Regions from separate parts of the Mus musculus genome. Here regions 2, 3 and 4 are each linked to region 1. The links are chromatin loops, found by intact Hi-C in ENCODE. Cell type or tissue: left cerebral cortex. All regions are shown on one strand. Region 1 has its middle 13 kb from the start of Inpp5d. Region 2 overlaps Inpp5d (inositol polyphosphate-5-phosphatase D). Region 3 has its middle 16 kb from the start of Gm46099. Region 4 overlaps Inpp5d (inositol polyphosphate-5-phosphatase D).

What was found. A loop is a pair of places that touch in the nucleus more often than their neighbours do. Peaks named below come from ENCODE experiments on the same cell type or tissue, not always from the same donor. Only the 100,000 strongest peaks of a DNase experiment are listed, where the experiment ranks them.
Region 2: a loop joins it to region 1, with 4 times the contacts of the local background. A loop is called at or near these places in 2 of 42 quality-filtered maps.
Region 3: a loop joins it to region 1, with 2.0 times the contacts of the local background. A loop is called at or near these places in 4 of 42 quality-filtered maps.
Region 4: it touches region 1 in a loop (4-fold over the local background); 3 of 42 quality-filtered maps call a loop at or near these places.

The regions. Positions count from the first base shown.
Region 1 is chr1:87,603,680-87,611,679 of GRCm38, reverse strand. No RefSeq gene overlaps it. Among named protein-coding and RNA genes, the nearest start is that of Inpp5d, 13 kb to the left of the region's middle. In left cerebral cortex, a CTCF peak has its summit at 3,063 (motif pointing right); DNase peaks (open chromatin) are centred at 4,519, 5,472, 6,177, 7,683 and 2 more places; H3K27ac peaks cover 4,931 bases.
Region 2 is chr1:87,654,519-87,662,518 of GRCm38, reverse strand. The region is part of intron 2 of Inpp5d (inositol polyphosphate-5-phosphatase D); the gene reads right to left. Among named protein-coding and RNA genes, the nearest start is that of Inpp5d, 38 kb to the right of the region's middle. In left cerebral cortex, no CTCF peak of the experiment used is centred here; DNase peaks (open chromatin) are centred at 1,478, 2,757, 3,012 and 4,431; H3K27ac peaks cover 2,626 bases.
Region 3 is chr1:87,530,901-87,538,900 of GRCm38, reverse strand. It overlaps a transcript of Ngef not described here. Among named protein-coding and RNA genes, the nearest start is that of Gm46099, 16 kb to the left of the region's middle. In left cerebral cortex, no CTCF peak of the experiment used is centred here; DNase peaks (open chromatin) are centred at 1,737, 2,994, 4,598, 5,822 and 1 more place; H3K27ac peaks cover 710 bases.
Region 4 is chr1:87,679,207-87,687,206 of GRCm38, reverse strand. Inpp5d (inositol polyphosphate-5-phosphatase D) reads right to left here. Exons shown (of 27, transcript NM_010566.3): 7 at 5,638-5,718; 8 at 5,449-5,520; 9 at 3,341-3,464. Among named protein-coding and RNA genes, the nearest start is that of Gm33470, 42 kb to the left of the region's middle. In left cerebral cortex, a CTCF peak has its summit at 4,530 (motif pointing left); DNase peaks (open chromatin) are centred at 1,427, 2,206, 6,090, 7,950 and 1 more place; H3K27ac peaks cover 5,737 bases.

The DNA.
Region 1 (8,000 bases):
CATGTCTGTAGAGCAGTGATGCCCATGAGCAGGAGCTAAGTGACATTTTCTGTTCTAATATAGTGAGTTGGGTGATGCACCATCATGTCTTCTTTTCTTTTGTTTGTTTAATTGAGACACAGTCTCTGTGTGTAGCTGGCCTGGAACTTACGATGTGCCTAGGCTGGCCTTGAACTCACAATGATCCTCCTGCACCAGTCTCCCAAGGGCTGAGATTACAGATGTATGCCATTGCTCCCAGCTATTGTTTAATTAATATGTACAGTAAATGTTACCATCTTAGGAATGAGGTAGGGAGACTGGTTTGTTTGTGAAATAAGATTGCACTGAGTAGCCCAGGTTGGCTACTTGTGGCTATCCTCCAGCCTCAGCTTTCTGAATGCTGGGATTCAAGACTTGAGGCACCACAGCCAGAGAGACTCCATTTTAAAATGAGGTCTTCCCTCTTCTTGTCTTCCACTCAACAATGCACGCTTTTGCTTTTTATTATAACATTATAAAGCATGTCTAAAATGTATTTTAAAACCTCTTTGATTTTGTAACACAATTTAAAACAAATACATTGTATGGCAACACAAAGCCACTCTCTTTATATCTTTATTTTGGAAGTTGTGGTTTTTGCTTAAGTTGGTTTTTTGTTTCTTTTTGTTTGTTTGTTTGTTTGTTTTTTAATAGAAAATCAGGCACAAATGAACACATTAGCTTAGGACTCTATAGGACCAGGATCATCAGTATTGCTGTTATTAGCCCCCATATCCTGTTGTCATGCCAGCATTCTGGGCAGGGCCTGAGGTCTGGTTGTCTGCTCAGAAACACCCGCAGAGCTCCTCAGAGTCAACCTTGTCCTCTGCCTGCCACAGCTGTCCACCACCCCGCTGAGTGTTGAAACCTTTTCGTGTTGATAAACTCCTTTGAAGTTGTGGATGATGCTCTCAGTGCTTCTAGATGGCATTCATCACGTTCCTCGGTGACATCACTCAAGCCTGAGCAAGGTTCTTGATGTGATCATAGAGGTTGCAAGACTAGAATGGAGTCAGGGTTTCGCCAGCATCTTGTCCTGAAAGGTGTGGTGCTTGCCAGTACTTCTGTGGCTTGCCAAGTTACTTGGGACTCCTTACACTCCCTTAGGACACTGGCAGTGTGTGCTTATTAATATACTGTACTCTAGCAGTGTGTACTTATTAATATACTGCAAGGCTCTGAGGCACTCATCTAGCCAGAACTTAGAGGAATCAACTTGTATCGTGCCATACCACCCCTAAGCAAGTCATCTGTCTCGTCTGTAAAAACCTGAAGACCTTGCATTGACGTGGTCTCTTAGCTATGGAAAGTCCTTTCACACATCTGTCCCAGAGCAGGGATGCTTCACCCATATTCAACATTTACTCTAGTCACTAATCTGTCCCAGAGCAGGGATGCTTCACCCATATTCAACATTTGCTCTAGTCACTAAATGCTGTTTCCTCCACAAGTAGCTGATGCAGAACTACCCACAGTTTGTCAACGACTGAAATACCCTGATGTGGTATGTGACTGTATGTATGTGGCACTGTCACCAATGACACCCTGTCGGGGGGGGGGGGGTGTCTCCTAACATGATAATAGTGCTTAAAAAGTTCTTATTTCTGGTGGTGTCATGGATGTTCTGATAGTATAAGCTGGTGTTCCATTCATTTGTCTGGAGCGAGGCTGGTGACAAAAACCCACTGCACAGTAGGCTGTATAAAAGCAGGCTAATACAGTCAGTTACAGAACAACATATTTATTTATTTGGCTTTAGTCTTTCTATATAGCTCAGGCTGGACTCAAACATGAGATCCTTCTGCCTCAGCCAGCCTCCTAAGTGCTGGTATTGTGGTATGGGACAAGAATATTTTGTAATGATAATAAACAGCCATGTTCATTTTTAACGCGTTGTGCTTTTAACCAGTATTTTGTGCTGCTCCCCCTACTTTTAAAAAGGTTTGACTGTACTACGGTGAGCCAGCGTCTTGATGACATCATTTTCTCCTGTTCCTGATTCAATCTTGCATTTTTCTGTCCATGTAACCCTCAGGGCACCAGCAGACATTACACAGCTGCCACAGCAGCAGGCCACACCTTCTAGGTCCATGGAACTTCATTTGCATCATAGGACTGCATCGACTTCTTCCAAGTCAAAGATCAAGGATACTCATGAGGAGGACGGTAGCTGTGGTTGTGAGCTGGGAAGGCTCTCTTCCCATCTGGCCCCTGCGCTCTTTCCTGTCTATCCACTCCCCTTGCTCATTTCTCTCTCCATCCAGTCTTCTCTCTGCTCCTTCTAGCTGCCACATCTCCTCTAAGTTGCCTCAGTTAGGGCACTGCTCCGTTGGACTATCATCTCGCTTCTCAGTTCCATTTGCATTTCTGCTTCTGGACGAGATCCTCAGGGTGGTCTTTACAAGTCCTACACCAGGCTTTGGACCACATCCTTAAGGTGGTCTTTGCAAGTCCTAGCATCAGGCTTCAGCAGACACAGGTTTCCTTCAAGCTTGCAAAGTTCGTTGCAACTGGTCTTAGAGCACTTGGCTGGCTTCCTGGGAACAGGCTTGCCTTGAGGATGGAACGATGGTAGCCTCAGTTCATCCTATCTCTCCTCCGTATCTCTGAAAACTCTATTGCAGCAGTTCAGATCAGACATGGAATCATACACAGGACCAGGGCCAGAGTCTGAAGGCCAGCCTTGTAACATTTGGCCCATCTGAATCACACTGTATCTCAGGAAAGTGGGGAAGACATCTCTGCTGAAGGGTGAGAGGCAGTGAAGCATGGCTGGCCTGGGGGGTTGTTTAGGATAAGATAGAAATCCTGTGTGACTCAGATGATCAGTGCCCGGAGGGCAGTGCCTTGGCCAGCACAGGATTGGGTAGACTCCTGGCACCCAATGGTGCCACAGAATGCTGGCACAGGGTGTAGCCAGCATCACTAAGAATCACCTCTGGTTAACAACCTTGCTTTGAAGGAGGATAGCATCTTACAAGTACACAGCTTACCCGCAGCTTCTACAACCCTAGGTTAGGGCCTGAGCCTTGCAGTTTCCACCGCCAGGGGGCGCCTTGACCTCTGGCCTCCCCAAGCCTGAACAACATTCAGGTGTCAATCAAGACCAGCTCGTCCCTTTTCAAATAAAGCCAGCAACAGGAACAGACTCCATTTCCCAAGAGGACAAAGAACTCATGATGTCTTGATCCGTGCTTCATGGCATAGTTGAAAACGGGAAACCTGGCTGTGACAGAAAACCAGGCAGTGACAAGATATGGGTGGGATCAAGTGGGTAGGAAGAATTGAGTAAGAACTTGAGCCAGTGTCGCCAGGACTCTTAGGGACAGGGCATAATAGTAATGATACAGTAGTAAATGAAAGAGACAAAAGACAAAAAAAACAAAAAAACAAAAACCTCAAGAACCAAAAAACCACACACAAAACCAACCAACCAACCAATAAAACAACAACAACAAACCAATTTGAAATAACCATCCCAGAAGAACGCTCTGAAGACGCTCAGTCTGGTGGCAGATTCCTAATTCATCTTTTTTTTTCCACCCTGGGACTCCATTCCCTGAGTCAAGCCCCAGACCAGAGGGTCAGCCCACCACAGTTGCCAGGCTACTTACTGCACTGTGCCATGCCTGGACCTCCTCCAACCTGTGTTCTGGTCTCCAGCACTTCCCAAGCGTGAATCACGACAGCCTCCCTTGGCAGGGCCCGCGGCCGCGCTTCCTAAACGCCTTTTCTGCCAACAGCTACCCGCTTTCTGTGGTGATTACGTGTCAGCTGCTCCCTGCTTCAGACTTTTTACCTCTTCCTCTATGCTTCCTCAGCCAGCAGCTATCTTCACTGATCTGCCAAAAACCCTCACTGTGGGTTCCAGAATCTTCTCCCCAGCCCCGTCTTCCTCCTATGCCACCCGCCCTACCCTCAGCCGACTTTGAGTTTCCGGGGTTACACCCTGGTTTAAAAAAAAATGTTTCTGAAATGGCTTTCCACTTTTGTGGGACCGGCTGCTGCCTCACCCTGGGCCATAAGCCTTTTCTGACACCTGCTGAATGCTGTCCATCTTCTTTGCCCCACCTCCTGAGCCTCTACAATAAGCCACGCCTCTAGAGCGCTTGCCCCGCTACAGGCTCCTCTTCCCACTTAACCACCACACTGTCACGTTGTGGGCACTTGTCTTAGATCACGCCCCACAACAGAATATCATGGACGGTGACTCCAACAACGCAACAACAGGTATTTATTTCTTGTCATTTAAAGGGTGGGCATCCACAATCAAGGTTCTGACATTGCTGCTTCTGCTGAGGGCTGTCTTCCTGACTGGCAGGCGGCTACCTTCCATACTTTCCTTTGAACCTACCACCTTTCTGACTTCGTTCGACTTTAGTTGCTACTTAAAAGCACCATCTCCAGAGACAGTCACTTTGGGAGTCACCACAATTCACCCCTTAACAATACCTGGACTGTAGCGATAGATTGCCTCTAGGTGCAAGCACTGCACTAACATTTATGTATGAGTTACCTCGTCCGGGCCACACAGATACTCCTCAAGGCAGACATAACCTCCAACTTCACGCCTGAGAAAGTGAGAACCAGAGAGATTAACCAACCTGCAAATTAGCAGCACACCAGAGCTCCTAGCTCATATCTGAGGATCTCAGAATGGGACTGTGTGCTGTAAGCCTTGAATTAGATAATCAGAACTTTACTGCTAGACTCTGCGATTCCTTTACTCAAAGGTTTCATTCTCCCAGAATCCTCTCCTGTCTGCAAACTCCCAAAGCTCCCCATAGCTCAGACTATTATATCCTGTGACTTCAATGACTTAGGAAACCACTACTGTCCCTCTTTGGTATTTCCTTCCCTTACAGGGACCAGACAGGAGTCCCCTTTACTCTATGCCTGAGTCTTGAATCTTTAGCCAGTTCTATTGATGGTAGCTATAATTGTAGAACACAGGCAAGCAAAATTATGGCCTCCAAATCCTGCTCCACTCCTCTGGCCAGTCCCCAGCCTCTGCTCCACCCCCACCTTCTCCCAGTCTTCACTTCTACACACCCAGTCTCCCTCACTCTTAATGTCCACAACCCCATTTGTGTTTCAGATCCTGGACATCCTCAGAGCCCCTTTCTGCCATCTCTGTCTGAAATATTCCAGCCAGACTCCCTGAACTCCAGAGAAACACAAAAAAACAGGCAGCCCCAGCCCTAGAATAACCCATGTTATGTGTCCAAACAATGTGGTAGCCAGGGACTTCTAGGCCTCCGCTGAGCACCAACCTCCTCCGTTCCCTATCTCCTGTATTCATGCTGCTCTACCCAGCTCACTTCCAGATTCATCAGACTTTAAAATTCTTCACCTCACTGCCCACAAAGAAGAGCAGATCTCCCAGACCACCCTCCTCTGCATCTGCCTTTATTCTCACACACTCTGCTCCTCCAAGGTCACCTTACTACCAAGTTGGGACTGGCTCTCAAATCTCTCATGGTCCTGGCTTTTCTCCTCTCCTCCCCACCCACTCATCCCCTTCATCTTGTGAGAGCAAGCGTGATGGTTCCTATCCTTAAAATCCCTCCCTGCCACAGGTTCTCAGCTTCGGCTATAAATATGAAAGGCTTCCAGCCAGACCAGCTCAATAAAAACCTGCAGGGCAGGCCCTGGGCTTCTCCCTGGGGTCAACAGCATACCTTCTTGCCTAGCCATCAACCCATCTCTTAGCTTAGCTGACACTTTGGGTCTAATTGTCCTCACTTGGCGACTGTTACAATGTAATCACTTCCTACCTGTACCTGCCTTACCCTCTCCTATGGTCTGACCAAAAACTTCTCCGCCTACCAGGCCACCTTGTAGCTCTCAACCCACTCTGTCACAGCCTAGCCAGAGACCCTGAAAGCTTCTTCATTCGATAAATCCTCTAGGCTCCCTCAGCGCTGCTTTCCTTTGTGACCAAGGTCTTCTCCATACTCTTGGGTGCTTGAGAGTGCTCCCCCCTTCTGCATTTTCTGTTGTCTAGTCTACACTCTCTGGGGATACCTTCTCTGACTAGAGCCTGCAAATCCAAGTTCCTAGCCAGACCTCATTCTAAGCTCCCACCCACACATCTCCCCAATGCCTGCCTTTGTGGATAATCCTGGAGGCACTTACACCCCACTCATGTGAATTCTCCCATCTACACTCCAAAACCTGTTCTTCCCCGGACACCACCTATCCAGATTTTTGCCACCAAGCTGGCTTCTTCCAAGTCGGAGGGTGACACCCCCCATTCCCACCTCTTCCTGCCACCCACATCCAATGAGCTTTATAATGTCTTAGGATTCACTTACTTCAGGTCCTGCCTCCATCTGTCCTTGTATCACTGCCCCAGGGCTATTTGGAGAGGCTCTTTCCTGGGCCATCTCCCTCACTGCTATCTCTTCCCATGTCTGCTAGGAGTGTCTTGTCTTTCTGATTGGACCCTTGTCTGCTTGGCTCTGTCCTGGGATAAAAGGACAGCTTCCTGCTCATCACACCAAGCTCCTCCTTGCCTCCCTCCCGTTTCCTGGCCTTGCCCTTCTGCTCTCCCACTCCCAAGCTCTCTCTCCATTCCAGGACCAAATCGGAACCCTGCATGCCTCCTCACTCCTGGACTTGGCACCTAGTCTTTGAGAGCCTGCTTCCAGAAACACACCGGGGAACAAACTTTGCACCTCTTAGAGCATGCTGGGACTTCTTGGGGCCTTCTTGTTATGTCCCATGATACTTAACAAAGGGCTAATCCTCCTCAGGCCCTTGTCCCGTTCCTCTGTGGCCAGGCTAGAAAAAGGCAGACTCGGGAACCTGACCTAGCCTCTCGTCAGCCTTTGCAGTCATGAGCAAGAGGCTTCATTCTCCTCTGTCTTCGTCTCTTCCTTGGTAAAGTGGGGTCATGACAGTGGCCACTGGCTGCAGGTTGTTAGGAGGATCAGATCCTGGACCTCCAAGGGCCTGAAAGCGGGCATGAGGCAGTTCTCAGTAGACTCTTCCTCCAGTACAGTGCAAAACATGTTAAGTCTGCAATATGTATGTGACTCGATTCAAGGAAAAGAAGGCCTGAGATGACAGTATATGAGAGTCCGGTTAAAACCACATTCAGAACGTCCCCAAAAGATCTAGAAGAAAGGCAAGTGCTTCTTGTCAGGGAGGAACACGGGACAGGTGGCAACAACTACCAGGGCATCTGACCCAGAGCTTGGGCCTAGGCTCTGACTGCCCCACCCACACCACCCAGAAACCCTGGCCAGATGAATAAAGTCAGGCTGGGTTATTAATACCAGAGCATTTAGGACTCTATGAGTCTGGGATTTTCTATGCTTGTTCACTTTGGATATTTTACCTAGATTATCCCCCACCAGGAAGATAATAGAGACTGTGATTTATGACTTCAACAACGAATGAATGATGGAAGCAATATGTCTAGAAACTTGGGCATTTGAAGGTTTAGGAAGCCGACAATTACATGACAATGTAGTTCTAAATCAGGAGTTGTGAATGTGTTTCAAGAGCTTTTGGAGGTTTATCTTGACTCAATAACACCTTACGAAGGAGTTGGTGATTTATAGAAACAATCCCCAATAAAGACCAAAATGTGTCCCCAAAGATGTTTCCTCCAGTGTTATTTATAGGGACAAGGAGGGGTGGCCGCAGCGTCTAGCAGAAAAGAGGGCAGCAGTCAAGTGACCCTGGCTGTGTCTGTTGGCTTATTACTTTCTGCAGACGAGCTTCTGGGAGGACATGTTCTGTGTGTCAAGCATGAAGAGAAAGCAGAGCAGGATTCTAGTTCAGTTTTAATATGTGCTGTAGTTTGGGAGGAAGGGGAGAAGTTATTAGGTTAAAGACCCTGAAGAAAACTGACCCTGTGGTCAGTTGAGTTTTGTTTTTCCTGGTTCTTTTAAATCTCCAAACATTTGGAACCTATTGCAGTATAAATATATATATATATATGGCATTTGGGAGAAGCAGCACCTTGC
Region 2 (8,000 bases), 51 kb before region 1:
AATCTCTTGTGAGCACTGTTAAACCACCTGAGTGGCAGCCCCTGCCAAGATTTCCAAAATATTCTCCAGTGAGTGGTTCAAATGCAAACAAGAATGGAATAACAAGAATAATTTGATAAGATGTAAGACCTGTGAACTCACTTCAGGTAAAGTGTGTGTGGTCTTGTCAGGGCTGGTTAGAGAGAATCGATGATTCGAATCGATTCGAATGCCACTGGGCATTCGGAAAGAGAATGAAAATATCAAAGAAATTTGAGATGGGCTGACTCCTGAGTGAATCTGGGGAAGGAGTCTCATCAGGGAGTGGAGAGTGCCTAAGGACTGCATGTGTGAACACTGGTGCGATTGGGGCTTAGGGGGCGTGCAGGCTGAGATGCACATTATCTTATACAGCAGGAAAAAAAAAAAGCCAGAACCAAACCCAGAGACGAGGCTCTATGCTGCACTATTGAATTGTAGACATGTTCAAGGTGGCCGTGGCAGGCAGAGTGGGGATGGGGTAAACAATGGTGGGTGAATAGGCTGTGTATTAAGCAAGCAGAGGAAGGAGAAGCTAAAGGGATCCCCAAAAGGAGCAGGCAGGAGCTGGAGGCAGTTGTGACTGCTGAGAGCTGTTAGTCAGCCATGCCTCCCTGGCCCCTGCTCATGCTTGCATTGTCATGGAGGCCAGGGAGCAGGGCCTGGCAGGCCAGGATGGCTGACCACCTAGGTGGGTCAGGCTTCCGGGAAGATGGGGAGTGTAGGGTTGAGGTCAAATGTCAAGGATGGGGAAGCAGGCTCCTCCAGGTGGATGCATGAGCATGAGCCAGCTTGGAGCGGCGCTGCTAAGAAGGGAGGCTTTCCTCTGCCTCCCATAGGCACAACTCCCCAAGTGTGGGATAGTTTGGACTGTCTTCCCACTTATTAGAAAGGCAATCCCTGTATTCATATGTACATGGTGTTTGGAGGTAAAGCCTTTGTAATAGGTGTGTGTGTGTGTGTGTGTGTGTGTGTGTGTGTGTTTACGTGATGGTGTCAGTGGCTCTTGTTGCAGAGGAAAAGCAATCTCAGCTCACCCTTGCTGTCTGGCCATATGATACCCCATGCCATGTTATGATACAGCAAGAAGGTCCTCCCTAGATAGAAGTCAGCACATTGCTCCTAGGATCCTACATCCAGAACTGTGAGCCAAATAAGCTGTATGCCTCTATTCACGGGTGTCTGGCTAGGACCTTGCTCATGCTAGGCATTTGCTTTACCTTCAAGCTACATGCCTGGACTTTAATCTTTAAAAGTGACCCTGTTTGTGGTACTCAGTCAGAGCAACAAGATCCACTTATTTATTTATGTATGCAATGAATATGCACATATACAAGGCCAACTGATGAGACAGATGGGGATGAGACAGGAGGCAGAGATGCCAGGTGGGTGCTGGGTCCATTTGACAGAGAAATGTCCTTGCAAAGGCCTTATGGCCACACTATAATATAGATTCACTACCCAGGAGCTGGGGCTCAGGGACAGCTCTGAGTGCTTTGTACTTCTAGTACCCAGAAAGGATACAAGGGCCCTCCTAAGGGAAGCAAATTCCCATGAGATAAATTTCAATTGTTATGCCATGTGGGCCAGCAGGAAGCAGCCTGTCTTCACAGGCAGCAGACAGAGGCAGAGGAGATGGTGGAGATATGGGTCCCAACAGGCCAGAGAAAGGGGTCTCTTGGAGGCACAGTATAAAATGCTGTCTTCATAAGATGGGCTTAAAAGGCCCTATGTCCAGGCAGAGTGGATAGTGAATGGCCGGCTCTGTGTAGCCAATAAACCCCACTAAGCCTAAACCAACACGTGGGAAGATCTTCTAGGTGGCAGTGTACTGACTGTGGGCCAGGAGGAACAATAATGTCCTTTAGTAATGAGCCTAGAGGTCCCCTTCCACATGAGATGTTGCACATATTCACCTGCCTAAGAGGCCCCCCTCCCCACAGGAGCGGGGTCTACATACTACATCTCGGTCTACCGTACTTCCTGTAATTCTGAGGAGCCTGGCAACCCCTGATTCTGTGGGGTTACCACACTGGAATCAGAATGACAGGCAAGAATTTGTAGTTTTAATTGTGAACTTGACACAGTCTAGAATTATCTGGGAAGAGAGTCTCAGTGAGGAATTGTCTAGATCAGGTTGGCCTATGGCGTGTGTGTGTGTGGGGGGGCAGGGAATAGGAGAGGAGTATTGCCTTTTTGTTTTGTTTTGGTTTTTTTACGATAGGGTTTCTCTGTGTAGCCCTGGCTGTCCTTGAACTCACTTTGTAGACCATGCTAACCTTGAACTCAGAGATTTACCTGCCTCTGTCTCTCTCAAGCACTGGGACCAACAGCACCCGCCACCTCTGCCTGGCTACCACTTTCACCTCCCCGTTACAAAGGGCCGTAATGTGGAATTATGAGTGAAAACAAAAACAAACCTTTCCTCCCGCCACCCCCTTAGTTGCTTTTTGTTATTACAGCAACAGGAAATAAAACTAGGTTAGATACCTTCTGTGTGCTTGGGCTTGGAGGTAGAAACAGTGAGAGGTGGGGCTTGGTGTACCCCCTTTTCTCCCAACAATCCCAAAGGTGGTGCTTTTTCGACTATTTTAAAATGTAAAATGTGGTCAAGAAAGGTGTCATAGGCATTAGTCATAGTCCTAGCAGGAAGCAGATGGCCATATAAAACTGGCATTTGGGGAGAGTTTGGTAGGTAGAGAGGAAGAGTTCTAGAGCTAACAGCGGAGGGAAGCAGTTTACCCCTACCCCCCTGGAACCTCCCAGCAGAAGGATAGTGCTGGAGCCCACTGAGAACTCCCAGCAGGAGGGAGCCAGTGCCAGAGGACCCACCCCCGCTTCTTCACTATCTTCCTCTCGCTGTCTTACCACCTGGCTGGGGCTCTCACTGGCTAAACTCAAAGGAGTGAATGAACCAGAGGACAATCATGATGGCAGAGAAGCACCTGTGTGTCACATGGAACATGAGGCTCAGATCAAGGCCTAGTTCATAGTTCCCTGCCAGCAGAGGGGCGTGGCTCTGGATTCTTAGCGTCTAGGCCGCCAGCTTTTGTTCCTCATTCTGCAGCTAAGGCCTTCCTTAAAAGATACACCAAGTCATTTTGAAATAGAGAAGGAACCCCAAAGGTCTCGAGTTAGCTGTGGGCCTCTAACAGCCTTCTGAGCTGTTTACTGATGTACCCTCACTGTGCCCCTTAGGAATGATACCCCACAATACCCATGGACCGTGAGGCCCCTGCTCCCCGGTGACTCTCCTCTTCCACTTGGCAGGCATGAATTCCTTCTCTCCTTAACAGATTAACTATAGCATGTGGCAGGCAGTTTGATCCAAGAGAGAGAGAACCTGAAGATGAGCGGGTGTGGTGCATGGTGTGGCCCGAGCCCTTTCACTGTGCTCCACCCTCAGCCTCAGGCTCTTCCTACTTTAAAATAATGCTTGTAACTGGGATATCCCAGGCTTGAGGCTGATAGACCTCTCCATGGGATTTGCTTAATCAACAGACTGGACATGAATTTATTATGTTCAGAATCAAAAGTCACACACAAGACAATAAAGTAAGGATTAGTTCTGTTCACGAAATGAAATATAGTCCTTGTCTCTGATTAGTTAATATGTCTACACAGAGTAACTAGAAGCAATGTTTTTTATAAGGCCTTTATAGACAACAACCCAAGGAGTCAAGCTTTGAATGCACAGCTCACTCTGCCTTGGGATATAACTGTGGTTCCTACTTTACCAACCCCCCCCCTTCACAAGAGCCTTGAAAAACCCTGTCTTATAGCCCAGGTCTGTTGACAGGGGAAACTGGTACGGTACATAACCACAGCCCACTGTTCTGAGATACATCTGCTCCATAAAACAGACCACGCTACTATAAAAGGTGCAGGGAGGTGGAGGGGAGTGGACTGCCCAGCTAGATCTTATAGGGAAAATCTTGTTCTATCTCTTGGCATCTGCATCTACCAGGGAGCAATATCCCAGAAGGTACAAAGCCATGCACAAAGGTTTTTGGGTATGGAGGGTTGGTTGGCCTTCAGGCTGGGGGGGTCCAGGTTTGAGGAAGAGGAGGGAGGGCACTGGTACCTTTAAGACTAAGGTCATCTGAAGGTCAGCTGGTGGTCAGACTGCTGGCTGCTTTTTCAGATGCAGTCCTGGGGATGACTGAAAATACCCTGGGGGCAGGGTGGGGGTGGGGAGCAGGAAAGAGCAGGCCTGGGCGGTCAGAGCCCTAGACAAGCTGAAACATCCCAGGGGATAGTTTTAATGTCAGCACTGTCTGACATCTCTAAATGCAGAACTGAAATAGACTGGGCACAGGGGAGGAAGTCTGCCAGCCGCTGAGCAGAAGTGTGGTGCTCCGGGTGGCCACTCCTGAAGGTTGGGGTAGCCTTCCTTTTAGGTTGAAAAGACTTCCCAGAGCAGGACTGCAGGCCCAAGATGCCAGCCCTTGGGAGGCAGAGACCGAGGATCAGGGATTCAAGGCGATCTTTAGCTACTTAGCCATTCTGAGGCCGGCCCATTCAGTTACCATGGAGATTTTATAGATGGTGGGAAGTGGGAAGTGGGGAACCCAAACCAAAGAGCTCCATGCAGATTCACACCAAATCAAAGCACCCTCTTCAGGTCCAAGGAGAAAGTCAGAAGACAAGGCTTAGGCAGCAGGGTGAAAGCAGGGTGAAAACACATTTGTCTGCGGGCAGAGGGGTGCCAGTGATCGTGTTTATTATTTCTGCTTCTTAGTGAGGACCCTGAGTCTGCCAGTTGAAAAGACGGTGATTGAGGGACAGGCAGGGGCTAGACTCAGTCCAAGCTTGGGGGTGTTCCACAGATACAACTTACACAGAAGATCTGAGAGCTGTGCTGGGCAGGGGGCAGGGGAAGGGGAAGGGGGACTGTGGAAGGGGGGTGGCAGCAGGGCAGCTCAGGAGTTCAGCTGGCCTGACCAGGCCTTTGTGTTTTAGATAGCATGGTCTGCCATCTCCCTATGCAGTTATCAGTGTGTCTAGGACCCAGCTTCTCCTGAGTCTCTCTCCACAGGCCCCTCTGCCCTCTCCTATCTCTGCAGTCATCAGGAAGTTTCCTCTACCTTCCGTCTGCCTTCTTCTCAATGTCTACTCACCTCCTCTGCCTTGGCCAAAAAGACTTCATGTGGGTGAAGGGGAGAGCGCATGATTTCTGGGGCCTCTGGGATTTTGTAGAACTTACTATTATTTTTAACAATAATTTTGAAAGCTTTTGGGAGCACTCAAGAGCTGGGGTGTGCATTCATGTAGGATTGATATTTTAACTTTTATTTATTGATTGATTCAAGTTCTTACATTATAGCCCAGACTTGACTCAAACTCATCATCTGAGTGTGGCGATTACAGGTGCAAACCACTGCTGGTCAGGATGACATCACTTTGGCAGCAGTACAGGGTAAGAGTCTGTACTTGAATGAGGGAGGTAGGGTGGAAGAAAGGGGAAAGGGGCAGGGACAGGGATCTGGTACAGCTAGAACACTAATAGACTGAGGAGGCGTGGCCAGCTAGAGAGACCCAGAAGCCTGGGGAAAGGGGCAGCTTGGGCTGAGAATAGTTTGGGGGACTGCTTTAGACTCAGAAACCTGTCTTTAGTTCTAGGGCTGAGAGTGGTTTCTCTAAAGGATATCCCCAAAGAAGACAGCTCACCCCCTTCCTTCTTCCTCTGAGAAAGGATTTTGCTCTGGAACCATATAGCTCAGGCTAGAGTGGAACTTGAGATCCTCCTGCCTCAGCCTCCCAAGTACTGGGATTATAGGCATGACCCACCATGCCCAGCTCCCTTTCCTCTGGTTATTAGCACAGTTTCATTGTTTCGTCGCCTTTGAAGTAGCTAGAGCCAACTTCCGAGCTGGGGTCATGGCGATGGTAGGGACACAGACGGATACAGAGACAGTTGGGCTGAAGGCACAGCGGACACTGAGGTAAGGAAATATCCAGATCCTGAGAAGCCACAGGAGATGGTGAGGCCAAAGGGACAACTGAGCAGGGCACTGGTTTCACACCTGCTAAGGAACAAGGAGAAGCATGCAAGCCAGGCTAGGGAGGGAGCTGCAGAGCAATTCTGTTGTTTGGGATTTGAATGGGAAGTAGCAGTATGAATTGTATACACACACACACACACACACACACACACACACACACACACACACTTCCTCCCCCACCTTCTTGGTTCTGTCTGCTGAGAGGGCAGAGACTAACAGCAATGAGCACTGTTCACATCTTGGGTGCTTTCCCCATTACAAAGACCCAGAGGTTCTTAAATTCAGCTAAGAGCCTACAATCTGGGGCTGGGAAGGCACAGCAGAACCTGAGATATATATTTCTAGAGTAGAGGTTCTCAAACTATTGGTTGTGACCCCTTTGGCAAACCTCTATCTTCAAAAATATTTACCTTCTGATGTATAACAGTAGCAAAATTATAGTTAATGAAGTAGCAATGAAATTAGTTTTATGATTGGGGGTCACCACAGCATGAAGAACTATATTAAAGGGCCACTGCACTAGTAGGTTCTAGGGAGAAAAGCCATGCTTTGAACGGGAAGACAATTTGTCAAAAAGAGCCAGGAACCACCAAGTGTAGCAGGAGGAGCAGCCAGTACACTCTGAACATTGAAATGAATAATGAAGATAGTTACAATCCACTGGGTAAAATGAGAATTCACAACTTTATCCTTACATAAATAAATCAGAAGGGAAGCTTTCCCTACAGCGAAATGTCAATTAATAACTGTGGGACCAATGATAGAAGAGGCAGTCAGCATTTGGCAGCTATCATGGTAACTACTGATGCAGACGCACTTCACCAGGGGATGCTAAGACCAGGTGGGTGAGAGTTTGAGAGATGACACATTTAGATAGTCTCGGATTATTTCCACAAAACAGGTGTGTGTGTATAATTTTCTAGTTTTATTTTATTTGCTTTGTTAGGGGTTGAATTCAGAGCCTTGGGTATGCTAGGCAGTTGACATTCAAGTTGTTTATAGCTATCAGCCTAGTCATCAGTCTTTTATTTGTTTATTTTGAGACAGGGTTTTATTATGCAGCCGAAGCTGGACTCAAACCCCTGATCCTCTTGCCTGTGCTTCTGAGTGCTGGGATTTCAAGCTGTGCTGCTATCCTTGACTGCAGTCATTTATTTTCTTTTTGACAGGGACTCGTGTGGTCTAAGCTGGCCTTGGACTTACTATGATGCCTGGGACGACCCTGAATTCCTGAGGGTGTGAAGATAGATCAGTGGCCAAGAACAGAATAGTGTGAGACTCTGGTTTCAATCCTAAGCAGAGGGAGAGAGGGACGGAGGGACGGAGGGAGAGAGGGAGGGAATATTAAGACCCCAAATAACAAATATCTAATTTTGCAAAGAGAAACCCCTTCAGATGTTATCTTAGCTTCACACTCAGAGCGTACTCTAACAACTGCGCAGAGCAGCCGGCATGTCACCTTGAGCAGGAGTAGTAAGTTTAGCACCACCACTGAGAAGTCCTGCTGGAAATGGAAATGCAGAACTGGACCCAACCACGAGGAAAGCCCTGAAGAACTCAAACCAAGAAGCAGCCTACAAAATTACTACCAAGTTCTCAAAAACAAAAAAAAAAGTCAATATCATGAAGGAAGGCACAACACAACAGCACCCCCAGGTTTGGCGACTAAACATTGGTCCAGGAGGAAAGTTATTTTATGTGTATAAATTATAGTTCACATAGTTACACAAATAGGATGTTTTATATTGCTGCTAAGACTGCTGGAGGCATTTGAGTGGAGCTATGGGAGTGGACGGTAGGCCAGCATTAATGTCCTAATTTTGATGGCTGAATATGGCTATGAATGAGATAGTGATAATAGGGTACTGTCAGACCCTTCCTCTCCAATAATTCAGAAAAACAGCAGTGCAATATGAGAGAGAATGATCAGTGTATTATACGTCAAAACGCTCAGTGGGAAGATGAGAGAGAAAAATG
Region 3 (8,000 bases), 73 kb after region 1:
AAGTCAGGACAGGAACTCAAGCAGGGCAGGAACCTGGAAGCAGGAGCTGATCAGAGGCCATGGAGGGATGCTGTTTACCGGCTTGCTCACCCTGATTTCTTACAGAACTCAGGACCACCAGCCCAGGGACGGGCACCATTCACAACAGGCTGTGTCCTCCCTCATTGATCACTGACTAATGCCCTGCAGGCTTGCCTGCAGTCAGATCTCATGGGCAGGTTTTCTTAATCACAGTTCCTTTTTCACAGTGGGTACCTATGTGGTTCCTATGTAAAAGCAGCCTGAAGATCATGTCAGAAGTTCCTTCGTGCCTTCAGGGACCGAGGTTCTTTCTAGCATCCCACTCTGTCATCTTTTAAGATGACTGCCAGAGCTCCATGACATCACAGCTACAGTTCAGGAGGGAAAACGGGAGGGATGAGTGGTTGATGTTAACTCTCTGTCTAAGTGGATTCCTTGGAGGCTGACCAGCTGACACTACTTGCATCTCATTGGCTAAAACCACATTGCAACGACCTTTTGCAAAGGCCGTTGGGAAAGGAGTTGTTCCATGCCAAATCCGATTCTCTCCCTCTACGCACTGGCTTTCACTCTAAAGCATCTCGGTTTCTCGGCACCGCTCTAATTTGTATCTCTGTGCTGACTATGAGGTTGAGTGTCATTTCCATGCATTTCCTGGTTCTCCACTGACTTTCTATTGGGTGGTGGCCATTCAGGTCATTTGCCCATTGCTTGTGTATTTATTTTTACATTTGTAGTTCTTTATATGTCAAAAAAAAACAACCCAAAACAACAACAACAACAACAACAACAAAAACAAACCCAAAAACCATGGCCAAGCCAAGCATGGTGCTCGTGTCTGTAATTCCAGGACTCAGGACACAGAGACAAGAGGATCAGGGTGGATTCAGGGCCACTTAAGCCTACATGGCGAGGTCCAAGACAGTCTGGGCTACAGAGCAAGACCTGGCTCAAAAAATCCAAAATAAATCAGAACGTTCCTGTCCCAAGATGTACACTGCAAATATTTCTACCCATGTATCATAATTTCCTGCATTCTAGTGAGCATAGATTTTTAATTTTGCTGACATTAACTTATCAATGGTGTTCTCTTAAGGCTCACTGTTGTGTTTGCTACTCATCAAATACCTAACTTCCATAGACATTCATACCTCAAGTTCTGCCTCTCTGTCTCTCAGTCCATATGGCCACCCAGCTGCCTTAGCGCCATTTATATGAACGGCCTTCAGCTCCTGTCAGTGAGTAATATCTGTGCCTTGTCTTTTATTTATTTATTTATTTGTTTATTTATTTATTTATTTATCTTCCTTTCTTTTCTTTTCTTTTTTTCTTTCTTTCACTTTTTTTTTTTTTTTGAAACATTGGTCTCACTATGTAACCATGCTGGCCTTGAATTCACTACATAGTCTAGCTTGACCTTGAATTCATGACATTCCTGCTTCAGTCTCCTCAATGCTGGGGTTGCAAGCATGAGCCACTGTGGCCAATTTGTTGATTTTTTTTTAAAAAAGCTCCACACTATGTGCATATGGGTGGGTTTATCTCTAGACTTCTCATTGGTCTTGTTGACTACCTTGTGCCAGAACCACACTGTCTTCAATTCTGTAGCTTTGTGCTTAAAATCTAGTAGTGTGAGCCCTCCTACATCATTCTTTTTAAAGACAGGCCTGACTATTTTAAGTTTTGTGTTCCCATATAAATTTTAGAATCAGGATGTCAATTGCTACTCTCAAAAATATGCGGTTGAAATTGCTTTACCCTTACAGATGAATCTGGGGATCCTTGGCTGCTTCAATTGTTCAGTCCATGAATAAATCCCAACTTATTTAGTTGGCTGCATCCCCTCTGTTCAGATGCTTTAAAAACTAAGCCAGTGATGATGTGTAGGTCTAGGATGCGTTTTATACAGATTTTTAATTCTCGTATGTGTTATTCATATATGCATGTGTGTTCTGGAGTTTATGTGTGTTCATGTGTGTGACTATAGGTGTGTGTACTACGGTGTTCCTGTGGTGATCAGAAGATCACCTGGGGTGTCCTCACTTTCTACCGTGTTAGAGCAGAGTCTCTTTTTCTATGTAAGCTGTGCTAGTTGGCCTGCTCACTGGCTTACAGTGATGGCTTACAGCAAGCTTGCAAGGATTCTCCTGTCTCTGCCTCCCACCTCTCCATGGAAACACTGGGATCACAGATGTGCACAACTGTGTCTAGCTTTACATGGACTCTAGGGACCTCAACTCAGGTCCTGGAGCTTTCCTGGAAGGTGTTTTATCCCGGAGCCATCTCCCCAGCCTGGATTTATACATATTTTAATTAAATTTCTTGCTTTTAAAAAAATCTTATTTTACACACTAGTTTTTTCTATGTCTGCTTTTAAAGTATTTATTGATGAACAAAACACATTGGTAGTGCACAAAGATAGTTATCTTGTCAGTTGGGGAGAAGTGGTGAACTCTTACACGTTCACCTGGTATTCCATGATAGTGACAAATTTGCTTATTCTATTTTTTTTTATGTCACTGTCTTAGTTAGGGTTGCTATTGCTGTGACAAAACACCATGACCTAAAAGCAAGTTGGAGAGGAGAGGGTCTGTTTAGCCTATATTTCCACATGGCTGTCATCACCAAAGGAAGATGGGGCAGGAACCTGGAGGCAGGAGCTGATGCAGAGGCCATGGAGTGGTGCTACTTACTGGCTTGCTTCCCCTGGCTTGCTCAGTCTGCTTTCCTATAGAACCCAGAGCCACCAGCCCAGGGATGGCTCCACTCACAATGGTCTGGGTCCTCCCCTACCTACCGACTGATCAATTGATCAATTGATCGATAGTTGAGAATTTGCCCTACAGCTGGATCTCATGGAGGGATTTCCTCAACAGAGGCTCTTTCTCTTAATGACTCTAGCTTGTGTCAAGTTGACACAGAGCCAGCCGGTACAGTCACTTTGGGTTTTCTATGCTCTGAATCTTACCCTCTGTCTCCTTTCTCTTGTTTTTCGGGACTCTTTGAAGCTCTTGTTTCTCCTGACATATAGCACAGTCAAGTAAATCCTCAACAGCAATAATGTTGAATCGATATAGCTCTGATAGACATCTTTGTTCATTCCCTGCCACAAATCAGAAACCTATTCAGACTCACTCAACAATTAATTATAGAAAAATCCCAAAGAATCTAAGTCTAAGAAACGAAGCCTATCTTCACAGGAACTGGAGCAGCATCAGGAACCAGAAACACCCAGTCAGTTTCTCTGGGGCCCTTCCCTCTTGCTTCTCTTGTGAACTGCTCTGTTCTCCTCATTCTCTTTGTACAACTGGGAATTCTTCTCCATTTGCCCATAACCTAAATGGCAGCCCTTGCCAAGTTAACCTTTCACCTTGACCTTCGAAGGGAGAGAAATTGGTTGTCCACCTTTGGGTCAGGTATCTACCTCTATGCTGGTTAGGTAAAGGAACAGGGGAGAGGATTAATGGGCCATCCCCATGTCATCAGTAGGACCTGGGTCTACAAGACCCAAGGATAGGGGCTAAAGAGATGGCTTGGTCGTTAAGAGATGTTCTTGCATCATCAGGTAACCAACCACACACGTATGATATATATTTATAACTTATATGTATATAATATACTTATATATATATAATACACACACACACCCACATATATATATTCACACCAATACACAGGCATTGAAATAAATCTTGAAAGAAACAAAAAAGTCAGGGAGAACCAGGCAACCCTTGGTGTATCTATTGTTATCTGTTAGGGTCTGGATCTCGCACGAGAGAATACTAAAGGATGAAGAATACTAAATGCATGAAGTAAAAAGCTACAGATTGAGGTAGGGACAGCAGGGACTGCTGGCTGCAGGTTAGAGGACTAGTTGGCTAGGGTCTTCAGAATGGCTGCAAGAACCACAGGCCTTTAGTCTCTGAAAACTTGGGGGTAGGGTTGCTGATAAGAGGCATGCATCGCTTTATGATCAGTACCTACCCACAAGGTTCTAGAATTGTCTGCAGCTCAGACAATTACGGAGCACGATTCCATGTACTGAGTTACAGTGATGCTGGGCGAGGTGATCAGAAGGAAGCACAGTCAGGGCAGAACACTGCTCCTTACAGAGAGACACTGGAATGGTGCTTCATTTGCTGAGCTAACTGTAACACATCATTATTAGAATCGGTGTTGTGTGACTTTTCCCAGCGAGTGTATTTCTATTAACCGTAGAAACAGAGGTCAAAGGTAGATCAAAGCAATGATTCTGCCAGGTCCAGTGCGGTGATCCAATGGGTCTCCTGGGGTTACTTACAGGAGCATGGGTCAGGAGTTATTTGCAAGAACACAAGAGCATCAGGTAGGAACATCACAGAAAATCCTATCCCAGCATGGGCAAACAACTCACAAAACTACATTGCCGGAGTGCCCCATGCAAGATTCAGGCAGCTACACCACCAAAGGCTCCTCTCCTCCTCGTTCCTGCCAGCTCCCAGCCATGGTTTACTGCTTATGTAACTTGACTAGGTGGAGTCAAGTTCCGTGACTAACATCTACTGATCCATCTCAAACACAACCACTGCCATGAATTCTCTAGCACCACTAAAGACTCCAGTGTGGTACTGTGAGTCTGAAGTTCTGAAGCTGGACAAGGACCAGGTTCCATATTGGAAACTGTTTCCATGGAAACACACAAATGGCACAAACAGTTACTCTGGGGGCAGCTTGTTCATCAGTGCTTGCTCCAGTTGTTGCTACAAGAGAGCCTTACAGTAACAAAGTTTCTTAAAATAAAACACAACAAAAGTGTAAACAAGCCCAGAGACTTAAGAAGTAGTAGTAACTAACTGTAGCAATGTAGCCACTTTTTTAAAAAGATTCCTTTTCCAGTCAGTACACTGTGGACCAGAGGTGGGTGACTAGGAAGACTGTAGGGAGTAGGAGTGGGGTATCAAGTTTTAAAAGACAAGCAATTTTGGACACGGGTCAAATATTTCAAGATGCTAAGAAATGGTTGTTTATTTCCTCGGACTCTCTCATGATATGGCAGTTATTTTTTTTTCCCAGCCATGTGTAAGTCTTTGCATCTTTTGGAGAGACACCCTGGAATATTTCAGATGGGACAAAATGATGTCCAACATTTGCTCCAAAATAATGCAGGCTGAGGGAGCAGTGGGAGGAGCGGAGATAAAACACAGGCCTTGAGCAGGGAGGGCTGTTGGGGCCTGGGGTACATGTTTGAGACGTTCCTCATAGTTCTCTGTCTACTTGAGTGTGATTGAAACATCTCCATAGTAAAAAGTTTGAGGTTTTTTTTTTTTAATTAGGTTCATATTGAAAGCTTTTTAAATTGTTGTTTATTTGATTATTAGTCATTCTGGACTAGAACTGGTGGGTGCTCAGGGCACTAAGCTACATGCCACATTCTAAAGCTTATTTGGAAAACAAAAAACAAAACTTAAAAAAGAAAAACAAATGGTGCAATTTTTCAGAGAAGCTGCCCAGGTCATGGATTCCGTAATGTCTGCTTTCCCATGGAGCCCATAACCACCATCCCAGGGTTGGCACCACCCACAATAGCTTGGGCCCTTCCCCATAAATCACTAAGAAAATGCCCTACAGTCTCGCCTACAGCCAGATCTTATGGAGGCAGTTTCTTAATTGAGGTTCTCTCCTCTAGATGACTTTAGCTTATATCAAGTTGACATAAATATCCAGCACAAAGGACTTGCTAGCCTATGCCTTATAGCTCACATTTCTACTGCCAACTGACGTGACAGTGACCATTTATTTAGCAAGGGACATACAAACCAGCCTTCTCCGTGTCCACATGGGAAGCAGCTGAGCTCCCCACACAGGCTGCCCCTTTCTGTGACCCTCCAGCAAAGCATCAGAAGATTCCAGACCCTCAGCTGTGGAGACTGAAGGGAGGGTGGTTTCACCTATGAACGTCTATTTTTACACAGTCTGTGACTTACATTCCACAGCTTGAGATGCTAATTTCATATACTTTTGACAGCTGCGTCTTCTTTGCAGAATTTCTAATCTTTTTCCCCCCTCTTCCTGATGTTGAAGAGACATGCTTGCCCTTCCCCACAAGGCCTTAGAGATGTGGGCTTTAAAAGGTCACGTACCTCTCTCAAGTGTGACCCTAGAGGTGAATGAGTCTCTCTGGCCATCTGTACCTGCAGCCAGGTGTGGTAGGGGAACAGACAGGGGCTGAGAACTGCAACAACTCTAATGGAAAGTCCTGGAAGGCACAGTCCATGGCCTCACTCATCCCCTTTGCCATGTAGTAATACTTACACAGGCTGGGCGGAAGCTCCATGGTAAATACTGCATAAAGTGGGCGGGCTAGAGCAACCCTGTAACCCCAGCACTCCAGAGGCAGGAGAGGGAGCAAGAGCTCAAGGTCGTCCCAGACTGCATAGCGACTCAGAGGCCAAAAGCAGGCTGGTCAGTGGTGTCACTTGCCTTTAATCCCAGCATTCAGGAGGCAAAGGCAGGTGGATCTCTGTGAGTCTGAGGCCAGCCTGATCTACAGATTGAGATTCAGGACAGCTAAGGGCTCCCGGAGATGGGCTAAGAAGCCACAGTAACAAATCTGTCCCTTTAACAGTGAGAAAGGTGCTGGGCTCAACAAGGCATCCTGCTCCAAGTGCAAAGCCTCCAAACAGTCATAGAAAACACAAGATCTCAATGTGAGCAAAGTGGCGTTCCCTATTGCTGTGTCCAAGTACCAGACAAAAGCAGCTTAAGGAGCTGTTTCCTTCGGCCGCAGTAGAGGGGATACGGTCCATGGGAAAAGCATGGCGGCAGGAGCTTGAGACAGCTCATACTGTGTCTGCAGTCATGTTGTAGACATAGTGTGTGGGCTCAACTCACTTTCTAGGTTGGTTTGTTTGTTTAGTCCAAGACTTCAGCCTAAGGAATGGTTCTGCCCACAGGGGAGGCTCTTCCTAGTCCAAGTAACCAAATCTAGATAATGCCTCACGGACATGACCAGAGGGTTGTCTACCAGGTGATTGTAGGTTCTGTCAAGACGGCAATCAATGCTAACGACCACACAGACACATGAAGGAAACCTCATGTACCTTGGAGCAAATGCAGAACCAAAACTGGAGTCTTCTCTCCAGTCCTGGCCCGATTGCCCTCGTGGGTTTCAGGGATATGGGGAATTCAATCCTACATCTTTTTTTTCCATTTTTTATTAGGTATTTAGCTCATTTACATTTCCAATGCTATACCAAAAGTCCCCCATACCCACCCACCCCCACTCCCCTACCCACCCACTCCCCCTTTTTGGCCCTGGCGTTACCCTGTACTGGGGTATATAAAGTTTGCGTGTCCAATGGGCCTCTCTTTGCAGTGATGGCTGACTAGGCCATCTTTTGATACATATGCAGCTAGAGACAAGAGCTCCGGGGTACTGGTTAGTTCACAATGTTGTTCCACCTATAGGGTTGCAGATCCCTTTACCTCCTTGGCTACTTTCTCTAGCTCCTCCATTGGGAGCCCTGTGATCCATCCATTAGCTGGCTGTGAGCATCCACTTCTGTGTTTGCTAGGCCCCGGCATAGTCTCACAAGAGACAGCTACATCTGGGTCCTTTCGATAAAATCTTGCTAGTGTATGCAATAGTGTCAGCGTTTGGATGCTGATTATGGGGTGGATCCCTGGATATGGCAGTCTCTACATGGTCCATCCTTTCATCTCAGCTCCAAACTTTGTCTCTGTAACTCCTTCCATGGGTGTTTTGTTCCCAATTCTAAGGAGGGGCATAGTGTCCACACTTCAGTCTTCATTCTTCTTGAGTTTCATGTGTTTAGCAAATTGTATCTTATATCTTGGGTATCCTAGGTTTTGGGCTAATATCCACTTATCAGTGAGTACATATTGTGTGAGTTCCTTTGTGAATGTGTAACCTCACTCAGGATGATGCCCTCCAGGTCCATCCATTTGGCTAGGAATTTCATAAATTCATTCTTTTTAAT
Region 4 (8,000 bases), 76 kb before region 1:
TAGGATTAAAAGGCTGTACCACCACATGTGGCCTAGCATTGTTACTTTTAAAAGCATCTGGGAGAGTACAGTACAAGGCTGTCTGGGAGAGTACAGTACAACATATGATTTTATTTAACATGTGCTCATTTGTATTTCCTGCTTTCCTAAAACCAATGAGATCTAGATTATGTAAGGAATGCAGTTACCCAGGATCAATGGGCGTCAAGACTCACCTTAGCTGCAGAGCGAATTCAACCCTAGCATAGGAAACATGAGCCTCTGTCTTGAAACAAAACAACCAACAGAAAAAAAACCCCAAAATATCTATCCACATCCTCTCTCTCTCTCTCTCCCCTCTCAACATTGTTCCTTTATTATTAATTTATTTTAATTTGACAGAGAAAGCTGTACATAAACACCATGGCACACAGGAGGCTCTGAAGCATGGGCACGCAGTGGAATGGGTAAATCTATGTAGCACGGGCAGTGCATCACACAGCCATCCCAGTAGCCAGAGCACCCAGCTAGCACCAAACCCTAGCTCTCAGAGCTTCTCGGGAGTTCAGTTTGCTCTAAGTAGCTGTCACCAGTGGCCCTGCTGCAATGAATCTCTGGACTTATTTGCCCTGTACAAGCAGTATGCACTATTCTAAGCCAACGGCTTCTGGCATAGCCTTCCCGCTCAAACCATCAATCACTCCCCAACTAGACACAGTAAGGCAGAGAGAGCCCTGTCCTGATGATGTAAGCTCAGCTCTGTAATTTCCCTACAGCTTGCTACTCCAGAGTCCAGAGGCTGTCTTTCCTACTTCCTCTCTTTACCTTCCACCCCCATTCCATTCTGTCCTCACAGAAACATGGAAGGATAATTGTACCAATGACACTCCTCCGCCAGTGGCCAATTGCACCAAACACTCTCTCCACGCCAGGCATCACACATTTTGATATTCATTCTTTTAAGCCTTGTAGCAACATGCAACCAAGGACCAGAATGGGCACCAAACCAAGTCACAGTGACTGAGCTGGGAAACTCAGTTCTTGACTTCTAATACCTCCTGTGCTATTTACTGATGGAGCTGAGGACCCAGTACCCCAAAATATAGCACCCTGACAAGAAGGATGAGGAGGGAGAAAGGATTTTCTGGTCTTCCTCTAAGCTGGAGATAAAACCCTCATGTGACAAGTATGCTCTCTGTACCCGAAGGGAAGGCATTTATTGCCAAGGACAAACAAGACTGAGAGGAGTCTGAGCTTACGGGCCTGGCCAAGCTCTTCCCATTGCCCTAAACTTAGCCCCCAGCCCCTCTCTGCTATCACTTTCTAGCTTCCCACCTTTTGGAAATCTGGCTACAGCACTCTGCTTAGCCATCCTCCTGGTCCTGCTTTCCCTGTAAGGGCTTCCACGTCACGAGACTTACATGTGATCAATCCATTCTCCTTTCTTTTGGTAATCTGTCCTGGCTTCTGCCACGAACTCAAAATGCAAGAGGGAAAAAAAGAGCCCTTTTCTTCCCCAGTGCTGAGGTGTAGGATCAACAGGTCCCCTTTCTAGCCCCTGCCTGGGCATTCTCTCACTCAACTTAGAGGAGTGAGGAGATGTGCAAGTTGCTCTCATAAGCATGCAATCTCCACCTGACATCTGTTGTCTTCATCCCCATTTTACAGATGGAGACTGGAGGCGCAGAGAGGCTAGGTTACACAGCTGGCAGGAGGTAGAACCTGAATTTGAAGGTGGGCTTGTCCAACCCCATATGGAGATGAGCATTCACCCAGGGCTACCCTCAGAACCACCTGCATCCATAATTCAACAGCGCCAAGGTCTAGCCTAAAACTTCTTGCTTGGGAGTTTTTCCAAAGTCCTCTTCAGGAGGTTAGGTCATTCAACATTCCCATTGCCCTCCTATTCCATTCTACACTGTCCCCACATCTATTTCTGTTCTTTAAGATCCTGTCACTCCACCTTATGCACTCGCTGGGAGACTCTTCCCTCAGGCACCTGTCCAACCAGTAGCTTTTTTGAGATCTCAGCTCACAAGCTCATTGCTTAAAAGGGCTAGCCTCCTCTGTCCATTCTCTCTTCCCAAAGGATCTTTACCTATCATGCTGTCCTGATTTCTTCAAAGCTTCCGAGTAGCTGAAGCCACTGTATTGGTAGATTTAGCTGAGAATTATTCACCCTCAATGCACCAGAATACAAATTGCATGTGGGCAGGGACCATATGGGTGGCTTGCTTCTCTGGATGCTGCTCTGCCCACAGCAGCTTCTCCGCCAGCTGTCATGGGGAACTTTCCTGCTGTGTGTACAAATACTGGACAGTACAACAGACAGAAGAGCTGCAGTGGCTCAACGGTGTCCATGAGGAGAGCTGGTGGAAAGGAAGCTGGGTGTTGGGCTGTCCCTCATGTTGTTCACTCAATCTTTCTCATCCCTGAGAACTGGAAACTGAGGTTCAGAGAGACGGGTCAAGGTCCCCCAGCTGCCAAGTGACAGAGCGGCAGTGAGAGTTTGGACCATTTAGACGCAGGCTTCATATACTTCAGCTCCACAGGGTTAGTGATTTGCTATGGGTGGTAACCCAGCAGCTCTGCCAACAATACCGTGAGTACAGGGCCTGTCCCGGCACAGTGAGGTAACTGCATGCTTGCAGGGAAGAGGACAGTCACACAGACACATGAAATCACCGTGTGTACACAGGACTGCTATGGGGCAGTTGTGACAAATTTATAATCTCATTTTCAGGGCTGGCGGCTAAGTATGCAGGGGAGGCCCCTAAGGAGTGCCCTTGTATCAGGAAAAGACTTCCATAGGCAGGGAGCGGCTTGGGGAGCACCCATGGACAGGGACTACCCTGCAAAGGGGGTGGGACTGGCTTTTGCTGACAATCACTGAGGTGGTTTGAATGAGAATGGCTCCCATAGACACATATATTTGAATGTTTGGTTTCCAACTGCTGGAACTGTTTAGGAAGGATTGGGAGGTGTGGCCTTGTTGGGGGAGATGTGGCACTGGGGGCGGGGCTTTGTGATTTCAGAAGCTGACGGCATTTCTAGTTTGCCCTCTCTGCTTTATGCTTGTGAACCAAGACGTAGTTTCTCAGCTACTGATCCAACGCCACACTCCCCTGCCTGGTACCATGCTCCCCATTGTGATGGTCATGGGCTCTAACCCCCTGGAGCTGTGAGTCCCACATCAAACACTTTATTTTGTAAGTGGTCTTGGTCATGGTGTTTTGTCATAGCAATAGAAAAGTAACTAAGACAGTCGCTGTTGACATCTAGTCACTGGTCATTCATAAGAGCTCTCACACAGGAACCAGAACATGGGGTGTGTGTTGCAGGGTTGGGGTGGGTGGCTTACTTTTTTTGTGGCTGTAGAACTTGTCCTCAGAACCATCCTTGGACTTCTTAACGATCAGTTTCCCAGACTCAACGTCCACTTTGAGATGCATTTTCTGAGGAATGCCCAGGGACTCTGACTTCACCTTCAGAGCATAAGACATGCAGTCAGTGGCTGGCTTTGGTGATGTCAACTCTGATTTATCTACATGGCTGGGATGGTCAATGTCCCGGGTGAGGCTATCTGGCTCGCTATTCCCAGGCTTTTCCCACCCTGGCCTGATAACACCCCTATATTCCATAGCATGCTGGAAAAATGGCTGGCACCGCGGCTGAGCCCAGCTCGCCCATGTGTAACCCAGCTGCTCCACCAACAGATTTGGTGGAGGAAACAGATGAACTGTTGGGAAATGGTTCATTCACTGATGAGTTTGACAACACTTATTAATCTGATGTGTCATCTACTTCCGGAAAGAATCTTAGCAATAGATTCACACTCTGGGGCCTTGTTACAACCGCTAATTGAACATCGACTGGTAATAATTAGGAAGACGATTCCTACGCAGACATGTTTAGAAAATGAAAAGCTAAGCTGGGTGTGGTGGAAGGTTTAGGTAGACTCAAGGAGGCTATTTGGGGGTCCTATCTCATGAAAACAAAAATAAAAACAAACAAAAAAGCCCCCCTAAAGCCAGGAGCAGTAGAGAAGTCAGGCAAGATGGTTTTGTGGGAAAAGGAATCTGCCACCAAGCATGGCAATCTGGAGTCAATCTCTTGGGACCCACACGGTAGGAGAGATCCACTCTTGCAAGCTGTCCTTTTCCTTCATATTCTCTCTCTCTCTCTCACTCACTCACTCACTCAGCACACACACGATAGACAGACAGACACACAGACAGACAGACAGACAGACAGACAGATGATAGATAAATGTGAAATTTAAAAAACCAAGGTGGTAAGAAGAAATGGAAATCTGTTTTTTGTGAGACTCCTCTCAGGGATGAAGAGGGCTTTGGGGTGGGCAGTGGGGTGTCTCATAAAGGCAGGACCAAGTTGAGCTGGAAGTACAAGAATCATGGGGGTCCATTAAGAAAAATACACCTGGGCTGGCGAGATGGCTCAGTGGGTAAGAGCCACTGACTGCTCTTCCAGAGGTCCTGAGTTCAAATCCCAGCAACCACATGGTGGCTCACAACCATCTGTAATGAGATCTGGCGCCCTCTTCTGGTTCATCTGAAGTCAACTACAGTGTACTTATGTATAATAATAAATAAACCTTTAAAAAAAGAAAGAAGGAGCTGGGCGTGGTGGCGCACGCCTTTAATCCCAGCACTTGGGAGGCAGAGGCAGGCGGATTTCTGAGTTCGAGGCCAGCCTGGTCTACAAAGTGAGTTCCAGGACAGCCAGAGCTATACAGAGAAACCCTGTCTCGAAAAACAAAAAAAAAAAAAAAAAAAGGAAGGAAGGAAGGAAGAAAGAAAGAAAGGAAGAAAGAAAGAAAAAGAAAGAGAAAGAACCACCTTTCTAGGTCTCCACTTAAGCCAGTCATTTTTAAGGAAATCATAAGAATTGTTTTCTCCCCCAAAAAACAAGAAACAAAAAACTAAAAAGCTGGGTGGTGGTGGCGCACGCCTTTAATCCCAGCACTTGGGAGACAGAGACAGGTGGATTTCTGAGTCTGAGGCCAGCCTGGTCTACAAAGTGAGTTCCAGGACAGCCAGGGCTACACAGAGAAACCCTGTCTCAAAAAAAAAAAACAAAAAAACAAAACAAAACAAAACAAAAAAACCAAACCCCCAAAACAAAAATAATTGTTTTCTCCCACTGTTCCTGTACCAGACACCATTTTATAGGCAACGTGTGGCCCTCAGTTTGATGTCACTTCTCCTTCCTATTTTAAGGAGGTTCATACCATCTTGGACCAATGGGGAGCTCTTTCGTTGCAGCCTCCCATGAGGGGTACTTCACTGGTGCATTTAGGCAGCGATTTTAGTGTTTACCCACTGCCCCAGCGAGGTGGCTGGCCTGACTACTATTCTCTGCCATTGAGTTCCTCGCTCCTCACAGCCTAAATCAAAAGCACTCTCTTCACAGGAACCGACGGCCAAATACTGCTCCAGAATCACTCACCTCAAAGGTGACCGGAGGGATAAGGGAACGCCTGTTGGTAGATTCTGAGCCCTCGTGCAGCAAGGACTTGACCTGTGGACAGCAGGAATGTCAGCGAGTCATAGGAATGCAGAACCTGGGACTTGGACACTCAGTGCAAATAGGGGACTGCAGAGAAATCAGGAGGTGCTACAGGACACCTGTGAGTACCTTATCTTCAATGGAAGACAGCAGACTTGTCAATTGGCTGAGTTTGGCAACCATGGTGATGGGACTGGCCTCTCCGGGCACCTGGGTAATGAAAATGAGAACAAGGTCTGTCTGAGGGTGAGCTGTGGGGTGGGCACTGGATACCTTCCTTGCTGGTCCTCTTTCCACCTTCTACCTTCCAGTACCATTATCACCCCGTCTGTAGACAAGGACATGATGGGGTGTGTATGTATGTGTGTGTGTGCACCCCAAATTCCTCATGGCCAAAAAAATAGATCTTCACTTCTTCCCTCTAACTCCACCTCACCCACAGTGCTTCTCACCCCACCTACACAGTCCTTAAAATCTCTGGGGCCGTCCTCGATCATCCATCACCTTCCCGCCCTCCTACATTGCCTGAGCTGCTGGTGTTCTTGTTCGCCTTCCAAAATATACCCATCCCCACAGCTTAAAACCCTCACTGGTCTCTTCCCACAGTAGGCTGAACCACAGGCAAGCTCCAAAGCCTGTCTCTGGAGGTGCTGCAGGCTTAGATGCTCCACTCTGAGCCTTTTCCTCCTCACTTCTGGTCTTCCTCCAGCTACTCTTGCTGAGGAGTAACCAGAGGCTTGGATTTCATCTAGGAAGGGCGCTCTGCCATCTAGATCTCAGATCCCATCAAGAGCTGCTCCCGGACTACTGCAGCTCAGGCAAGCCCTTCGTTGTCTCTGTCAAATCACCCTGCTGTGGTCTGTATCATTTGTGAGTTGTGTGTAAAATTCCCCTGCTAGAATGTGGACTCCATGACAGTTGAAACCACCATACTGTGTTCAGTGTTTTAACCCTGGTGTTTGGCCAATAAAGATACTTAAAGGACCTGTTTGGTGGCCATTACAGCTCAGAACCCTATAGTTACTTGTCTAAAGACAAATAGCTAATAAATTGCTATACCAGACTGGGACTGGTACCCACATATGCTGGACCTGACTCCAACCATATATTTATAGATTTATGCAAGGCTGAAACATGGGCTGCATGAGTGAAGGTCCCAAGTACAATCCCAAGCAACGAAGAAAGAAAGGTCAAAACAAAGCTAAACTCTACAGTATCTACCTTACCGTGGACATGCTTTCCTGCTGGAGAGGTGGAGCTAACAAGCTACCCACCCTTACCTAAGGATGTAAGATGAACAAACTTGATGTGTATATAACTAACTTGAACAGTAGCCCTTTATCCCAGCCCTTGCTTATGCATGGGCTTACAGGCTTGTACTGTCAAACATGGCCTTGGCTACACTGTTGAAAGGGCTTTGCAGGCCCGATACAGGGCACATGCCCTCCCTTGGCCAGCAACTATTTTGACTGTTGTGTTTCTTTTGAACCTCTCTAGCAGCACTTCTCTGCACTCCCCAAGGAAAGGGGCTCTACAGCGGCAAGAGTCAGTGCCCTTTCAAGATGCCAGGCATACTGGACATATCTGTTCCTTTTCTCCTCGTGTAGGGTAGGAAATTACTACACGGCAAGGGAAGGAAGAACTCTGGAGATGTCACTCTGAACTCAGGCCTGGAGCCAGTTTTCTTTCCTCTACCCCTTGTAGCAGGTCAGCCCCCTGGACTGTGAGATCTGAAGGCCTATCAAGATAAGACATTCTTGGGGGACTAACAGATAGCTTAGTGGTTAAGAGTACTTTCCAGTTTTCCAGAGGACTTGAGTTCAGTTCGCAACACCCACTGGACAGCTTACAACTGCCTAGAACTCCGGTTTCTGGGGGTCCAACACCCTCTTCGGAGTTCTGTGGACATCTGCACACATTATACTCTGTCTGTCTGTCTGTCTGTCTGTCTGTCTGCCTTTCTCTCTCCAAACAAGGAGAGCTGCATGTGGTGGCACATGCTTTTATTTCCAGCAATGAGGAAGCAGAGGCAGGAGGATCTCTGTGAGTTAGAGAGAGAGAGAGAGAGAGAGAGAGAGAGAGAGAGAGAGAGAGAGAGAGAAAGAGAGTGCAATATTCTCTGCTTTATGGGAGGTTAGGAATGAGACCTGAATTCTACTACTGGTAGAGGTTGCCACTCTGTTCTGCGTCATACTGCCCCTTGGACTTACCCTGGCCACTGCAGGCCCAACTCTGGAGACCTGGTCTCTCTCCTCACCTACTTCAAATACTTGGGGTGTGCTCTTCCATTCAAGCCACTTAAACGCTGGTGTCTGGCAGCATCCGTGGTGCCTGCACTACATTTGCTTTTACTTTCTTAGAAATTAACCCATCCTTCACTTCAAAGGCAGCAAAGAGCCAGTTTCCCCGGGCTGATGCATATTTTTAGTTGTATAAATAGAACACAAATACATTTTCCCTGTGAAATCTTTGTGGGAGACCAAAATAGGCCG